Regions from separate parts of the Homo sapiens genome. Here region 2 is linked to region 1. Evidence: chromatin loops called from intact Hi-C (ENCODE). Cell type or tissue: pancreas. All regions are shown on one strand.

What was found. Peaks named below come from ENCODE experiments on the same cell type or tissue, not always from the same donor. Only the 100,000 strongest peaks of a DNase experiment are listed, where the experiment ranks them.
Region 2: a loop joins it to region 1, with 3 times the contacts of the local background. A loop is called at or near these places in 85 of 110 quality-filtered maps.

What each region holds. Positions count from the first base shown.
Region 1 is chr5:64,224,527-64,232,526 of GRCh38, forward strand. The region is part of intron 5 of RNF180 (ring finger protein 180); the gene reads left to right. Among named protein-coding and RNA genes, the nearest start is that of RNF180, 63 kb to the left of the region's middle. In pancreas, a CTCF peak has its summit at 4,851 (motif pointing right); no DNase peak of the experiment used is centred here.
Region 2 is chr5:64,601,569-64,609,568 of GRCh38, forward strand. RGS7BP (regulator of G protein signaling 7 binding protein) reads left to right here. Exons shown (of 6, transcript NM_001029875.3): 6 at 7,593-8,000. The coding sequence ends at 7,684. Among named protein-coding and RNA genes, the nearest start is that of SHISAL2B, 85 kb to the right of the region's middle. In pancreas, no CTCF peak of the experiment used is centred here; no DNase peak of the experiment used is centred here.

The DNA of each region.
Region 1 (8,000 bases):
CAGCAGGTTAATATTTAATGAGCTTTATTGTATGCTAGGTACAGTGGGAGGTATTTTACTTGCATTACCAGATTTACATGAGCTACTAGGTCACTGGAGTATAGGAAAGGTCTGAGAAAAGAGCACTGACGTCCTCAGGCACTGGGGGGAAATGTCAGTTGGGAGGTAGGAGAACAGCAAAGATGCATGCTGTCTTTCCCAAGTGCTGTGGTTTGAACATGTCACCTCCAAAATGCATATGTTGCCTATGTGATAGTATTCACAGATGGGGCCTTTAAAGGATAATTAGGCCTGAGGACTCCTTCTTCATTAATGGAATTAAAGCCCTTTTGAAACAGGCTGTATACAGTGTTCGGCTAGCTTGCTCTCTTACCCTTCCACCTTCTGCCATGTGAGGATGCAGCAAGGAGGCCTTCACCACACCAAATGCTGGTCCCTTGACCTTGGGCTGCTGGCCTCCCAAACTGTGAGAAAATCATTTTCTTGTCTCAATAAATTACCCAGTCTTGGGCATTCTGTTACTAGCAACCCAAAAGGAATAAGATGCTAAGTTTTATGTAAAGCCAGCTTGTTAGGGGAAAAAATCAGAATCATCAGCTAGTCTCAGAGTAGTAACACACACAGAAAACTGGAACTAACCATTTTGGTCTGAGCTTAGTGCTAGCTGTGTTTGATGAATAGAACTAGGTGATGGCTTCAGCTCTTTTGGCCTTACGCATAGGAAAAACTATCTTTTTTTCATTCTAAATCTGCACATTTGGCCCGGCCGCCCCGTCTGGGAAGTGTGGAGCGCCTCTGCCCAGCCGCCCCGTCTGGGAAGTGAGGAGCGCCTCTGCCCGGCCGCCCTGTCTGGGAAGTGAGGAGCGCCTCTGCCTGGCCGCCCATCGTCTGGGATGTGAGGAGCGCCTCTGCCCAGCCGGCCATCGTCTGGGATGTGAGGAGTGCCTCTGCCTGGCCGCCCTCCGTCTGGGAGGTGAGGAGCGCCTCTGCCCGGCCGCCCTTCGTCTGGGAGGTGAGGAGCGCCTCTGCCTGGCTGCCCCGTCTGGGAGGAAGTGAGCGCCTCTGCCTAGCCGCCCTGTCTGGGAGGTGAGGAGCGTCTCTGCCCGGCCGCCCCGTCTGGGAAGTGAGGAGCGCCTCTGCCCGGCTGCCCCGTCTGGGAAGTGAGGAGCGCCTCTGCCTGGCCGCCCCGTCTGGGAAGTGAGGAGCGCCTCTGCCTGGCCACCCTTCGTCTGAGATGTGAGGAGCACCTCTGCCCAGCCTCCCTTTGGCTGGGAGGTGAGGAGTGCCTCTGCCCGGCCGCCCCGTCTGGGATGAAGCGAGCGCCTCTGCCCGGCCGCCCCGTCTGGGAAGTGAGGAGTGCCTCTGCCCGGCCACCCCATCTGGCCACCCCATCTGGGAAGTGAGGAGCGCCTCTGCCCGGCTGCCCCGTCTGGGAAGTGAGGAGCGCCTCTGCCCGGCCGCCCCTTCTGGGAAGTGAGGAGCGCCTCTGCCCGGCCGCCCCGTCTGGGAAGTGAGGAGCGCCTCTGCCTGGCCGCCCCATCTGGGAAGTGAGGAGCGCCTCTGCCTGGCTGCCCCATCTGGGAAGTGAGGAGTGCCTCTGCCCGGCTGCCCCATCTGGGAGGTGTACCCCACAGCTCCGAAGAGGCAGCGACCATCGAGAACGGGCCATGATGACAATGGCGGTTTTGTCGAAAAGAAAAGGGGGAAATGTGGGGAAAAGAAAGATCAGATTGTTACTGTGTCTGTGTAGAAAGAAGTAGACATAGGAGACTCCATTTTGTTCTGTACTAAGAAAAATTCTTCTGCCTTGGGATGCTGTTGATCTATAACCTTACCCCCAACCCCATGCTCTCTGAAACATGTGCTGTGTCAACTCAGGGTTAAATGGATTAAGGGCGGTGCAAGATGTGCTTTGTTAAACAGATGCTTGAAGGCAGCATGCTCGTTAAGAGTCATCACCACTCCCTAATCTCAAGTACCCAGGGACACAAACACTGCTGAAGGCCGCAGGGACCTCTGCCTAGGAAAACCAGAGACCTTTGTTCACGTGTTTATCTGCTGACCTTCTCTCCATTATTATCCTATGACCCTGCCACATCCCCCTCTCTGAGAAACACCCAAGAATGATCAATAAATACTAAAAAAAAAAAAAGAAAAAATTTTTGTTGTTTTAAGCCACATTTGTGATATTTTGCTACAGCAGCCACAGCACAGATATAGCTGGTAACAGAGTTCTTTAGCCTCCAAAATACAAGCCTGGGGTAAATAACTATTGAATTTGGCCACATGGAAATCAGGAAGAATGTAATAAGCATCATCGATGGATGGGATGACCTGGGAGATCGTGGCAAGTTTAAAGCTAATTGGAAGTTGGCAACCAAAAAGTCCTGTCTTGCAAATTGCCAGGAAATTGCCAAGAAAACCTTTAGAAAACATGATTAAAGATGGAGAAACCCGGCTGACTCCCTGGTTTCTGAAGAGGTGCTTAGGCATTTAAATGAGACTGACGAGACTTCACACTGTACCCTTCAGAAGGGCAGACACTCACGAGATCGTCAACCACGGCTCCCTCGCTGGGAGGCAGACACAGAGCTGGAGGCAGCGGCCACAAACTAGGTGGGCAGAGAGGCGTCAGCATCGGGACTTGCAGGAGGCCCTGGGAAGGAACAGGCAGCGGTGGGGCCTGGACAGCCTTGGGGAAAGGAAGTTACTTGGAGGAGACCAGGGGCTTGCATTTGGGCCAAAACCAAGGACGAGATCAGCTGGTCCCAGGGAACTCTGGAGCCCAGCACCCCACCATGGGTGCAGGGGCCTGACAACCCAACAGAAGGCTGTGGGTACCGGGCACCAGCCTGTGGGGGGTCTGAAGGCTGCTGCCCAGCCACACATGTCCTGGTCCCGAACAAAGGGTTCAAGAGGCACCTGGAGCCCCGCCCTCCTCAGAGCAGCCTCTTAGCCTCAGCTGGTTGTTGGCCTTTGGTCACCCCACATGCCCTGACAGTGGGGCCTGGCCTCAGAAAGGGGCCCCTCCATTTGTACTTTCTATCTGATCCTTGACACAGTGCTAACACCAAAGACCAAACCCGAATCTTGGTTCACATACTCTGCAAAGAAATGACTAAGACTAGTTCTTCTGGAGGTCAGTTTTAGAACATGTTTATTCTAACTTAATTCTGCCTTATCTCTGTGCACCAAGAAAACTATCTGCACATGTGTAGTAAAATGTGAAGGTACCTTCATTTTGTTTGTACACTAAACTTTTAAGAAATATCTCACTTTTAAAATAAATAAATAAATAAAAAATAAATCTGCACATTTGGTTTTATTTACCATGTCAACCAAGATGTACACTGCCAACCTGTTTTTCTCTCTCATTGCTCCATGTCTGCCCTTACCCATTTTTAAAACCATAGTCACTTGCTGGTAGTGCTTCCTTGTCCTGCCTTGTCCCATGTGGAGATGCAAATCTCACCTACTCCTCTCACGTGTGGAGACCTTACAATATCAGCCTCCATGTGCCCCCAAACTTGGGAGGTACCTGGAATCCTCTCCTTGGCTCAGCATACCAACTGTAATTATCACCTGGGATTCCTTTTTACAAAGTAATATTTTAAAGTTAATATTTAATCTTAGAAGCAATATAATAGTGTCAGAGGGCTGAAAACTGAAAATATATGTAAGCATCAATCATTAGGAGGCCAAATTTGGTCAGGCACGGTGGCTCTTGCCTGAAATCCTAGCCTTTGGGAGGCTGACGCAAGAGGACTGCTTGAGCCCAGGAGTTCAAGGCCAGCTGGAGCAACATAGTGAGACCCCCATCTCTACAAAAAATGTATACTTAGCTGGGCATGGTTATGCAAGCCTATAGTCCCAGCTACTGGAGAGGATGAGGTGGGAGGATCGCTTGAGTCCGGGAGGTTGAGACTGCAGTAAGCCATGATGGTACCATTGCACCCCATCCTGGATGACAGAACAATACCCTGTCTCAAAAATAAAATAAAATGCCAAATTTGAGAGCGTTGTTATCTATGAAGGGGAAGGAGAATGTAATCTGGAATGCTATTAATTATGTTTTATTTCTTAAGCTGGGCAGTATTATCACAGATGTTATTTTCTGTTCTATTTTATGTCTCCAGTATTTTGTAAAACGTTAAAAAAATCATTATAAGTCATTACCCTAATATTATACCCTTTTTATTCATTTCTTGGTGCAGAAGCTTAGATCACTCACCTTTGTTCTCCTTGTAAAGCCAGAGGGAAAATCTCCAACAGACCATATAGCCAAGTATTATTTTACCTAAGAGGCCCAATTTCAAAATAATGCTTTTAAGATAATCTATCAGAATAAAAATTGAATGATAATCCATGACCAAAACTTTCTATTACTGCTTTTTTTTTTTTTTTTTTTTTTTTGAGACAAGGTCTCACTCTGTCACCCAGGTTGGAGTGCAGTGGCGTGATCTCGGCTCACTGCAACTTCTGCCTCCTTAGCTCAAGTGATCCTCTCACCTCAGCCCCCCAAGTAGGTGCAACTACAGGCACACATCACCAAGCCCAGCTAAGTTATTGTGTATTTTTTGTAGAGATGCGGTCTCACTATATTGCCCAGGCTGGTCTTGAATTCCTGGACTCAAGTGACTCAGCCACCTCAGCCTCCCAAAGTGCTGGGATTACAGGCTTGAGGCACTGCACCTGGCCTAAAACTTTCTACTAAAAAATAATTACATATCTGTGCTGTCCTGAAATATGCTATTTAGCTCTTAAATTCTGTACTTTTGTGACCCTCTCTGAAGTGCTGGTTTATTAACGGTGAAATGGATCATCTTGTTTTTCAACACTAGAGGGCACCAAATTCTCTTCTAGAGCAAAACAATCAATGTTTTCCACCAAAGAACTTCATTTACTAGGGTAGAATATGGATTGGTATATTTTCAGTCGTTTGATAACCAAAAACGTAAGAGATTTTGTGCTTTATGATAAAGGGTTTAGAGAATCATAGTAAGGCTTTCTCTTGCTATGAATCTGTCTCTAGCTAAGAATCTGTCAATGCTTTTGCTAAACTGCTTTTCAGGAACATTTATTGTATGTTTGTCCAGAGGGAATAAAACAGCTACTCTGGGTTAATGCTTGGGATAACTTATTTTTAAGGGTTAGGGTTAGACACATCGTTTATTCTGGTTTTAAGTTTCAGGTAGCATGTGCAGTTTTCTGAAAATAGGCATTTCCCCTAAATTCAGGATAAAATCAATAGCCGGTATTGTGCTTCAGTGTGAATTGGGGTGCTGGTAGAGAGGAGTGAAATGATGTTAGCTAGTAGGTTACAGTGAGCCATTCATATACATTGATGTTTAGCAGAGTTTCTTAACTTGGGTTTGATAAATCATCCTTTTATTCTTCAATAAAAGTGATTGGAACAAGGTCACACCAGTCAATGACTTCTTGTCACTAATTATACCTTTTTTTGTCCAATTAAAACATTTAAAGATATTTTTGCATTGTACATTAAATTATTTCTGGTTGCTGAATTTTTCTCCTTTTATCTCTAGCCACAACAATGGGTAGTCTATTTAGGTTGTCTAATCTGTAGGAAATACAAATGAGGCAACTTCTATAAAGCAGCAGCATAATCCAGTGAGATAAATGCCAAGCATGTATTTTAAGGAAATGAAGGTACTAGCACTCTCTGTGTACTTTGATACTATGTTCATTTGCTATTGCCACTGTCACAAATTACCACAAATTAAGTTGTTTAAAACACACACATTTATTACAGTTCTGTAGGTAAGAAGTTGGAAATGGTTGTCATTGGACTAAAATCAAGGTGTTAGCAGGATTGCATTTCTTTCTGCAGGCTCCAGGGGAGAGTCTGTTTTCTTGCCTTTTCTGGCATCTAGAGTCTGAACCTTGGCTCATACAAAACTTCCATATTCAAAGCCAGCAGTAGCTGGTTGCATCTTTCTCACAATGTCATCTCTTTGTTTCTGACTCTTGTGTCTTCTTTTTCCTCATTTAAGGACCCTGTGATTACACTTGGACCCACCCACTTCAATCATGATAATCTCCTTATTTTAATGTCAACTAGTTAGCAGCCTTAATTCCATTTGCAATCTTAATTCCCCACTGCCATTTACAGGTTCCAGAGATTAGGATGTGGGCCTCTTTGAAGTGGGGAGGGAAATATTATTCTGCTTACCACAGATAGTTTTGGTGGAATTCTTGAGTCAGGCCAACCTTGAAAGAGAAGAGGTAGCTACTATTTACAGGTCTTGACAGCTTCTAGAAAAATTAGTGTTTTCTCTAACTTTCTTTGGAATTTCCACATTATTCACTTCTCTAGTTTTTCTTGGGGTTCTGAAAGTGAGTATGGGTTCTAGGAGGTATAATTCATTAATTATGTATCCACCATTAGTATCATAATTTGACATAAATGATCAGATTGGTCCATTGGGTCTTGCCTAAGTAGCATAAAGGGCAATTAAGTTTAGATGGCAGAGCTGGATCAAGAAAGGTAAAAGGCACAAGGCATTGTTTGAAAAGGTTCAGTGGGCTCTGAAAAGAGAAAGCTGCATGAAAGCAAGGGCTGCTTAGGTAAAAGGTATGGCACTAAAGATAATATTGACCTACCTCACAGTGTTGCCTGGAGCCAATCTGAGTAAAGAAACATTAGACAATAAATCACATCTTCTTGGTACATAAATAACACATATGTAGCACAAAGCTATGCCAAGATCTTCAGACTGCTAGGGTCCATTTCAGTCCATAGAAATAATGGCATTCACAGACTAGAGGTTTATTAATGACAAAGACAATAGATTTCATTTGGGATGCCTGTGTGTGTGAGGTTTTTACACTTACTAATGAGCAAAGTGCCCTGAAAATCCAGTTTTCCTCATGTTATTTTGAATAAACTAAGTATATGTGCCACACACTCTTTATTTATCCTCAAATGGTGCAAATTTAATGAAAACTGGATGCCACAAACTTGCTGAGTTTGATAAGGAAGAGTTGTGCTCTCTTTCGGTTAATTCGTTAGTTATATAGGTCCCAAATCATTATGCGAAATATTGAAGCCAGAAGTTTGAGTTAGCCTTTAAACTTTAATCAGTAATAGTTTGGGGAATAGTGTATGTTGTGACATGTTTAAGATTCTCTTCTTACTCAGAAGCTAATTGCTGAATTTTGCTGTACCAGCAATCTCTGGAGAATTCTGTGCCATCTCCTTGATGCAGTGCTATCATCTCACTTATATTAGGTGAATGCGTTTATTATTGGGGTTAAGCTTAAGGAAGAAAGAAAATAAAGCAGTGTTCCAGAGCAAAAAGCTTTTGCAGCCACTACAGATATTTATGAGTCAAAGAGTAGTGCTCCCCTTAGCACACTTGAAATTATAGGAAAATGTTCCTTTATTTTAAGTGACCAGTCTTTGTGTTAGGCTATTTTGCTTTTTAGTAACACTTAGATTTTATTACAGTTTTGGACTACACACTTGAGAAGTCAAAAGTCTTTGACTGCTTGATTGGCACCTAATAGTAACTGTTGTCATACTAAGTGCCAGACGTTTCCTGTCTATTAGATAGTAATAAATACTGAGAATGTAATGGCTTCACCTTTATAAGGGTCGCAGAGCATAAGGGTTTATATTTCTAGCCTTTTGAAAGAGATTTACCTTAGGAACATATTTAGGGAAGAGATGGATATTTTAATCTCTTTGGATTGGTTTCTTTATGCCTTAAAGGAATGTGTAGTGCAGTGGTTCTCAAATGTTCATCTGTGGACCAGCTGCATCAGAATCACTAGGGGAGTTTTTTTACAATTTCTGCAGACATTGTAAGTGTTATAAGTCTGGGATAGGCCCCAGACAGTTTTTTTGTTTGTTTGATTCAAGGCTGGAGTGTAGTGGTGTGATCAGAGCTCACTGCAGCCTTGAACTCCTGGACTCAAGTGACCAGACAATTTGTATAAGCACGCTGGTTAATCCAAGTGTGTAGCCAGGCTTGGTA
Region 2 (8,000 bases), 380 kb after region 1:
AGAAAAGCAAGCCACCCTTGCACTGCTGAGTTCCACTGCAGGCTGCAGACAAGGGCCAGGTCTCCTGGCTGTCAGCCCGCTGTTCTTTCCCCTGCTTCAGCGCCCCTCCTGTCCTACATTCTAGGACACTGGCAGTGCTGTAGGGAGCTTCATTAATTATGATAGTCTCGCTGTGTCAAATGGATTACAAATGGAACCACCTGTGGGGAGCCTGCAAGGTTACGGACAGAGGCTAAAAGGAGATTGGAAAGTGAAGGACAAGCATCTTCTAAATGCATGCTGTTATCAAACAAAACAAATCAGCAGAAATAAATTAAGCCTGAAGGACAGTTTTGCCTTTTCCAAAATTCTGACTTAGTGAATGCTGTGGGAGGTGTCAGTATGTTCATTCTTGCATAGAATTTGGTCGTTGATGCCATGCACGAGAATCAGTCGAGAAGTAGGTAAGTCAGGAATTGACCTGGGCTAGAATGAGTCCCCTCCTGTGAACAGTACTACTCCAGACTAATGTGGGCCTAGAGATAGTTCTCCCAAACTCATAGCATCCTCCTCCAATCAGGACCCCCACATCCAGAACCGAACCTGGCTGTGTGAGGCAGAAGAATTCTCAGATATCTGGCTGAAGAACACTGGGCAGTTATGCCACCATCTAGCCTAGAGATGACCTTTTAGGTCCTTCCCCCAAGGGCCTCGTAAAGACTTTCTATGTTTCTAGCTGCTGTCTGAAAATTATTCTGGGCAGTTTTACCAGTAGCCCCATATCCTTTGCAATTTCTGCAATCTCTTGTCCAAGATTCAGTGTGACGTATGTAAACCAATCTAATTTCTTAATGCATTACTCTATTATGTTGAGCTCCTACTCACAAATGTGAAATGTCTACTCACTATCTACTGAAGGAAGAACAGACCTCTCACCCCAGCAGCCTTTGTCCCCATCCTCATCCAACATATAATGGTCACCAATGATGTGTCAAATTCTGTGCTAGGTGCTGAGGAGGTCTCTCCTCCACTAAAACCTGTCCCTTTCAACAGGGAAAAATTGGATGGGAATCACCTAGGAAACTTTTCCAAATGCCATATGCCTCCTCTCTCACAGATTCTGGTAGAGCCTTCAGGGTTGGGCTGAAAACAACTATTACATATGCAGACACACACACACACAATCGGAAAGACGCAGAAATTAGTGCTCACAATATAATAATGCCATAACAGTTAGATATGGGTTGCTACAAGGTATATTAGATTCTCACCTAGCCTAGGCTTTAATTGAAAATGGGGGATTATTAGGGATTGCTTTTTAGAAAGTATCTGTGCTGAGAATTTTTAGGATGAGTAGCACTTAGCCAAAGAAATAGAAAAAAGATAGTCTAGGCAGAAGATTCTGGATGTGTGAAGGCATATGGGGAGATGAAATAGGAGGGGATTTTGATAACTGCAAGGACTTAAGTAGTTGGGAAAGTCTCTAGACAAAAGGCTTAAGAGAGAGACAAGAGAGAGACAAGAGCTGTATCATTAAGACCCCTTAGGCCATGTTAAGAGGTTTGGGAGCCACTGGAAGGAGTCCATAAGGAGGCAGGTGCAGTCATCCAGGTGAGAAATGCTTAAGATCTCACCTAAAGTCAGGGGATTGGAGAGGAGGACAGAGACAATTGGATGTGGTGCATAAGGAGAAGCAGAATCAAGGAAGAAACCCAAGTTCAGACTTGGAAAATGGAGTAAATAACGATGTTGGTCACCAAGTTAGAGACAACAGAGGAGCAGTAGTAAAGGCAGAGAACAACAACTTTTGGACATGGGGGGAACTTTCTGGAGCAGTGCTCAGTGGTTAATAGTGCTGAAGTGAGACATGTGATCTGAGAGGACTGAAACACAGATTTGAGCATCATCAGCATAGTGGGAATTGAAGCCCTACCAACAGTGTGCACAGACAAGAGTCCTGGAATACCAAAATGGAAGGTTTGAGAGGAAAGATCAGTTTACAAAGGGGACTGAGATGAAAATCACAAGAGCATTATTAAATAAATCAAAGAAGGTTGCAAAGAAGGAATGGCCAGTGGTGAAGTTAAATACGAATTGGAAGTGTCCACAGGATTTAACAACAAGGTAGTCACTTGTGGTGTTGGCAAAAACAGCTTTCTTGGAATTTTGGGCATGGAAGCTTGGCTAAGGAGGAGGGGAAGTGAATGGCAGATGATGAGCTGGGGCAGCCGGGGTAAATTCATTAAGACTTTTATAAAGAGTTGCTTACAGAGCGGTGGGAAGATGGGATTGGATGCAGATGATGTGCCAAGAGCTGTAGCAATTGTTTATAGAAGCAATGGGAACGTGAAGGAATGCAGAAGCATGGAGCAGTCAGAAAAGACTGCAGGAAAAAAAATGTTTAAGCTAATCTTTGAAGAAGGGCTTGCCATTTGTCTAAGGAGGGAGGACTTTTCTGAAAAGAGAGGTGGCAAGTGCAAAGGCAGCAGGCAAAAGAAAGTACAGGCATCGTTAGGGAATTCTAAGTAACTCTGTTTTGGACTATCTCCTCCTTCATAAGCCCTTCATTCCAGCCAGACTGGACTGTTCACTTGGACCCAAATTCAGGCTGCCTTTGATCACTTCTCTTTATTCACACTGTTCTCTCCATTCTGAAGGCCTATCCCCTGCCACCTTCACCAAATGTCCAAGTTCTCATTCCTCGTGGCCCAGCATGAACTCCCAGGGCCTCCGTGAATCTTCCATAAACATCTTTTTCCTTCTCCTCCAAATGGGAGGAATCTCCCCCCCTTCTCCTGCCTGGCATTCTCATAGCAATGTATTCAGATCTTTCTTACGGCATTTTTCATGAAGCCTTATAGTTACTCAAGGAAAGATCCTTGAGGCCAGGGACTATCTTTCTATTAGGATCCATCTTGGTATTATCCTCAGTACCCAATGTAGAGCCTTGGACTTAGCAGGCCTTCTGTTAATCCAGTGGTTCTCAAAGTGTGCTCTTAGGACCAGCAGCAATGTCTGGGAACTTGTAAGAAATGCTGATCCTCTGGCCCCACCCCAGAGCTACTGACTGAGAAACTCTGGAGGTGGGGTCAGCAATTTGTGCTTTAACAAGACCTAAGATGAGGCTGATGCAGCTAATGTTTGAGAACCACTGGCTTAGCTGAGGGTCTCTCTCTTTTTTTCCCTGGAATAGATATTTGTAACTGCAGTGTAGTAGAAGCATTCCTTATCACCTATATAAGAAATCTTTTATCAGCAAAATAAATTTGAGCAATAGAGAAGTGGTTTGGGGGAATTGCAGTGTCCCTGGCTTTAGTAGCATTCAAGAATTAAATGTTGAGGCTGGGTATGGTGGCTTATTCCTATAATCCCAGCACTTTGGGAGGCTGAGGTGGGAGTATTGCTTGAGGCCAAGAGTTCGAGTCCAGTCTGGGCAACGTAATGAAACCCTGTCACTCCAAAAATAAATAAAATTTTTTTTAAAAATCTAAAAGAATTAAACATTGAATGACTGAGGTTTGAACTTACTGGTGTCCAAATTTCCTATTCTCCCTCTTTTTTTTTTTACTTTCTCCTGTGCTTTACTTACTCTGCTTCCCTTTCCACCTTTCATTTTCACATTTAAAACTGTCTTAGGTTATAGTTTTCTGAGAGTGAGTACTTTGGAGAAAAGATGATATAAAAGTCTTAATTAGAAGCCACATCTAAACAAAAATTTGCAATAAAAAGCAAAGATTTTCCAATAAGTTCAAGTGGATTATTCCAGAAAATTTAGAATGAGTGGGGAAACATTCCCTTTTGCTTACATTCTTGCAGTCCTTCTGTTTATTCAGTGGTTCTCATAGGGTGGTTTTAGGACTAGCAGCAATGTCTGGGAACTTGTAAGAAATGCTGATGCTCTGGCCCCACCCCAGAGCTGCTGAGATAGGCTTTCAGAGACAGGATTTCAATCAATGTGGAGAGACACATTTCCTTGGAGCTGAATTCACTTCAAACCATCCCAGGAATACTTACTGCTTGGTAAATTTCAGCATTTACTGCAGGTGTCAGCTCCCTATGGTGTAGAAAGCTGCTCTGAATTTCTGCCAATAATTTTTTAGCTTTTCTATTACCTCAGCCTTAGGTGATAGTCAGACAAGCTCTAAGCAAGGCAAAGGTCTCACAAATGTGCAGCAAAGATGCCCCAAACCAGCAGTTGTCCTTAATAGGCAGCCTGACCTTTCTTCATGTCTGAGCACTTTCTCATCAATCCTAACAATTTATTCACTTGTGAGAGAGATATATAGTACACATAAATATATGTGTATATGTGGGTATGTATGTGTACATAATGTGTATATATATGCTATATATATGTATATCTGGATACATATATATATGCTATATATATGTATATCTGGATACATATATATATGCTATATATATGTATATCTGGATACATATATATATGCTATATATATGTATATCTGGATACATATATATATATATATATAGAGAGAGAGAGAGAGAGAGAAGGCTGAGCGAGAAGAATTTCAATAGCTCAAAAGGCTGTGCTATTGAAAGGTTTTTAGGTTTTTTTTAATCCACTGTAGTGAGTGCATCACAGATATAAGGGTGAACCTTGAAACAAATTTCATAATATCTGTGTATAATACCTACTTGCTTTTAATATATACAAAAACAAGACAGTGGAACTAAATATATGACCACAACATACACGTACACATTTTCCTTTGTAAATACAACATTGTGGTAGGTATTTCCTCATGTAAGAGGAGCAAACACATCAGAGTTGCATTCTATAATGTATAAAGACCACTTCAGTCTCTCCCCAAATTAGATGTCTTTGGGGAAAGGGAAGGAGATACCAGAATTTAGAAAATAGATCTTCCAAGTCTTAAATAAAGAACACTATGAAGATCTTTCTTTCCCATAAATATCTTCATAGTTTTGGTGACTCTGTTTTAGGGAAGCATTGAATTCCAGGTGAATTTGAGTTTCAGAAAGTGTATTCAGAGTCCAAAGAGACACTGAAAGGTAAAATTCTTTACCCCTCAGAATTTGCTATATCTTTGCCATATCCAACTAGGTTAAGTACATTGATCAATTCATGGTTAAAGAAGTAAGAGTCCTAAAAATGATGAGAAAATTAGTTATTTCTTTCTGCTCCAAATATTTCATGGTTTATCTCTGAGATGTTCTCCTGAAAACTGAGGCTAATGTTTAGTATCTAACACTGTTTTCAGTTTCTTAACTATTGGGAGCAAGTTAACTTTAAAAGAAAGATATCCTCTTTTTAACTCTCATAATGTTGACATCCAGATTATAGTAAATTATTTTTCACTATGGAAAGGACAATTATAGCCCTGTTTTTCTCCATGTTAACAGAATATGAGCTTTAAGAAAGGATTTTAATCTCTGGAGACTGGGAGGGTGGACTGTGTTTGATTCATTTGATATGCCCAGCGGAGGCACCTGTTTTCTTCTCTGGCTTGGACTTGCTACTCTAGCTCTATCTAAATATATAACATAGTGCAACATTCCAAGGAACACTGTCAACCTTGGTGGGTGATACTAATTTACAAATAAGTATGACACATTAGAGCCTTTGGGAAGGGGAGGAGAAGCCCAGGCACTTAGATGACACTTTATGTAAGAGGACTGGAAAGCCAGAATCTATTTTTGCTCTCAACAGTTTCCTGAGCATTGTAAACCAAAAAGTATCTGAGACACATCTCAGTCAATGTAGAAATTTATTTTGCCAAGATTAAGTACATGCCCATGACACAGCCTCAGGAGGTCCTGAGAACATGTGCCCAAGGTGGTCAGGCTACAACTTGGTTTTATACGTGTAGGAAGACATAAGACATTAATCGATACACATAAGATGTATATCGGTTTGGTCTGGAAAAGCGGGACAACTGGAAGCGGGGCTTCTAAGTCATAGGCAGATTCAAAGATTTTCTGATTGGCAGTTGCTTGAGTTATTATCTAAAGACCGGGAAGCAACAGAAAGAAATGTCTGGGTTATTATGATAGGGGGTTATGGAGACCAAGGTTTTATCATGTAGATGAAGCCTCCAGGTAGCAGACTTCAGCAAAAATAGATTATAAATGCTTCTTATCGGACGGAAGGAGTCTGTTTTATCAGTCTTAAGGTCTCTGTGTTGATGTTAACTCCAGTCAGCTTTGTCTAAATTCCAAAAGGGAGGAGGATATAATGAAGAATGTTCAACTGCCTCTTCCCAACATGGCCTGAACTAGCTTTTCAAGTTAACTTTGGAATGCAGTTGGCTGAGAGGAGGGGGCCATTCAGGTGGTTGGGGGGTTTACAATTTTATTTTTGGTTTACAGCATCTAGGCTCAGTAATCAGGAAAAACAAGCCCTCTTCTACGAATCAGTTCGATTGAGGTGGGGCACATTCTTCACTTTAGCTATCTCTTCATCTAACTTCTGCTTCTGTGCCCTTTGCCAAGCTTCCATCCCCTTTAAGGTTAGGACAGGGAAAGGAGGGAACTCCTTAGCCCCACTCTGGAAGGAAAGTGCAACTAGTCTTGGCGGAGCTTAGGTACGTAACAGTCACCAATGCCAACCATCTTGTTGCCCTTAGCTCCAGTCTGACCATGTCATAACACTGCCCCAGTTGGAAAATTCTAGATTATCCCCTCATAGTCCTTTGCCTCTGGGACCCACATTGACAAGTTCTGCTTCAACAGGATATTTCTACCCACCTTCTCTTTTGCTTTGCACTTTTTTAAATAACCCAACTCTTTAAACCAGATTAGATTTACTGGTTTATTTCTACCTCTACCTGTCATCATCCTAAAAATTTCAAACCAAAACTTATTAATTCAACAGCTGGCAGTCTTCTATGAATGCCCTTGTGTACAGAAATCTATAGAAAGTGCTGGGGAAAGACTCAATAGGAAATAGTTGAAACATGAAGAGACATGAAGTCAATGAATGAAGGTGTGATAATGATCCAATGTAAAGGAAAATAGTTAATAATAGCTATTTTAACTAAACGCTTCCTCTATGCTAGACAGTAAGCTACTCACCATAGCTAAATGTTTTTCATAGATTATTTCATGTAATCCTCACCTGGGCTAAGTTTTATTAAACTCTATTTTACAGACAGCTTAGCAAGCTTCAGTTACATGTTCAAAGTCACAGAACTGGCAAATAGCAGAGGCAGGTTTAGAAAAGAAGCCAACCTTACTCATAAGCATGGGTTCTTTCAAATAAGGTATATACGTTTCCCAACTGAAAGATTGCCTCTAAGCAGTTTCAATTCAATTTTAAGCAGTGGTTCTCAGCCTTGAACTCTTTTGCCTCCCACCCCAGGGAACATTTGGTCATAGCTGGGGATATACTTGGTTGCCACAAATTGTCATACAGTGCTACTGGCATCTGATGAATTGAGGGATGCTACTAAACATTCCACAGTGCTCAGGACAGTACCCCACAACCAAGAATCATCTGGTCCAAAATGCCAACAGTGCTGAGGTTGAGAAATCCTGATTAGGAGGATGGTGGATTTTTAAAGCCACTTCCTAAAAAGCAGGTTGTTGTGTCTATACCTCACTTATGTGCACATTATGTCCCATCACAGATGACAGCAGCCTTCTGAATCTAACTCCCTACCCCCTGGTGAGAAGACGGAAGAGAAGGTTCTTTGGGCTGTGTTGTCTCATCTCAAGCTAGGTGGCTCCTCCTGGAAACCCACTGAGAACATCTGAAAAAAAATCACAAAACCCGAGGACCTCCAGACAGCTGAACCACACAGTTATTGGTTTTTGACTATGTTTTCTATGCTTCCTTATTACTTTTATCTGCCTCCCCCTGCCCTTTTAAATGATTTTACACTTGAAAGCAGCTGCCGTCAAGAAAAAAAAGAACAGATTCAAAAACCAGGCTGTTTTTAAAAGGGAATTTTAAAGCTGACATTGTGCATGTCTGCTCCAAACCACGCCATGACAGATGCAAGAATTATGATTTTTAAATTATTTAAAGGTTTTTT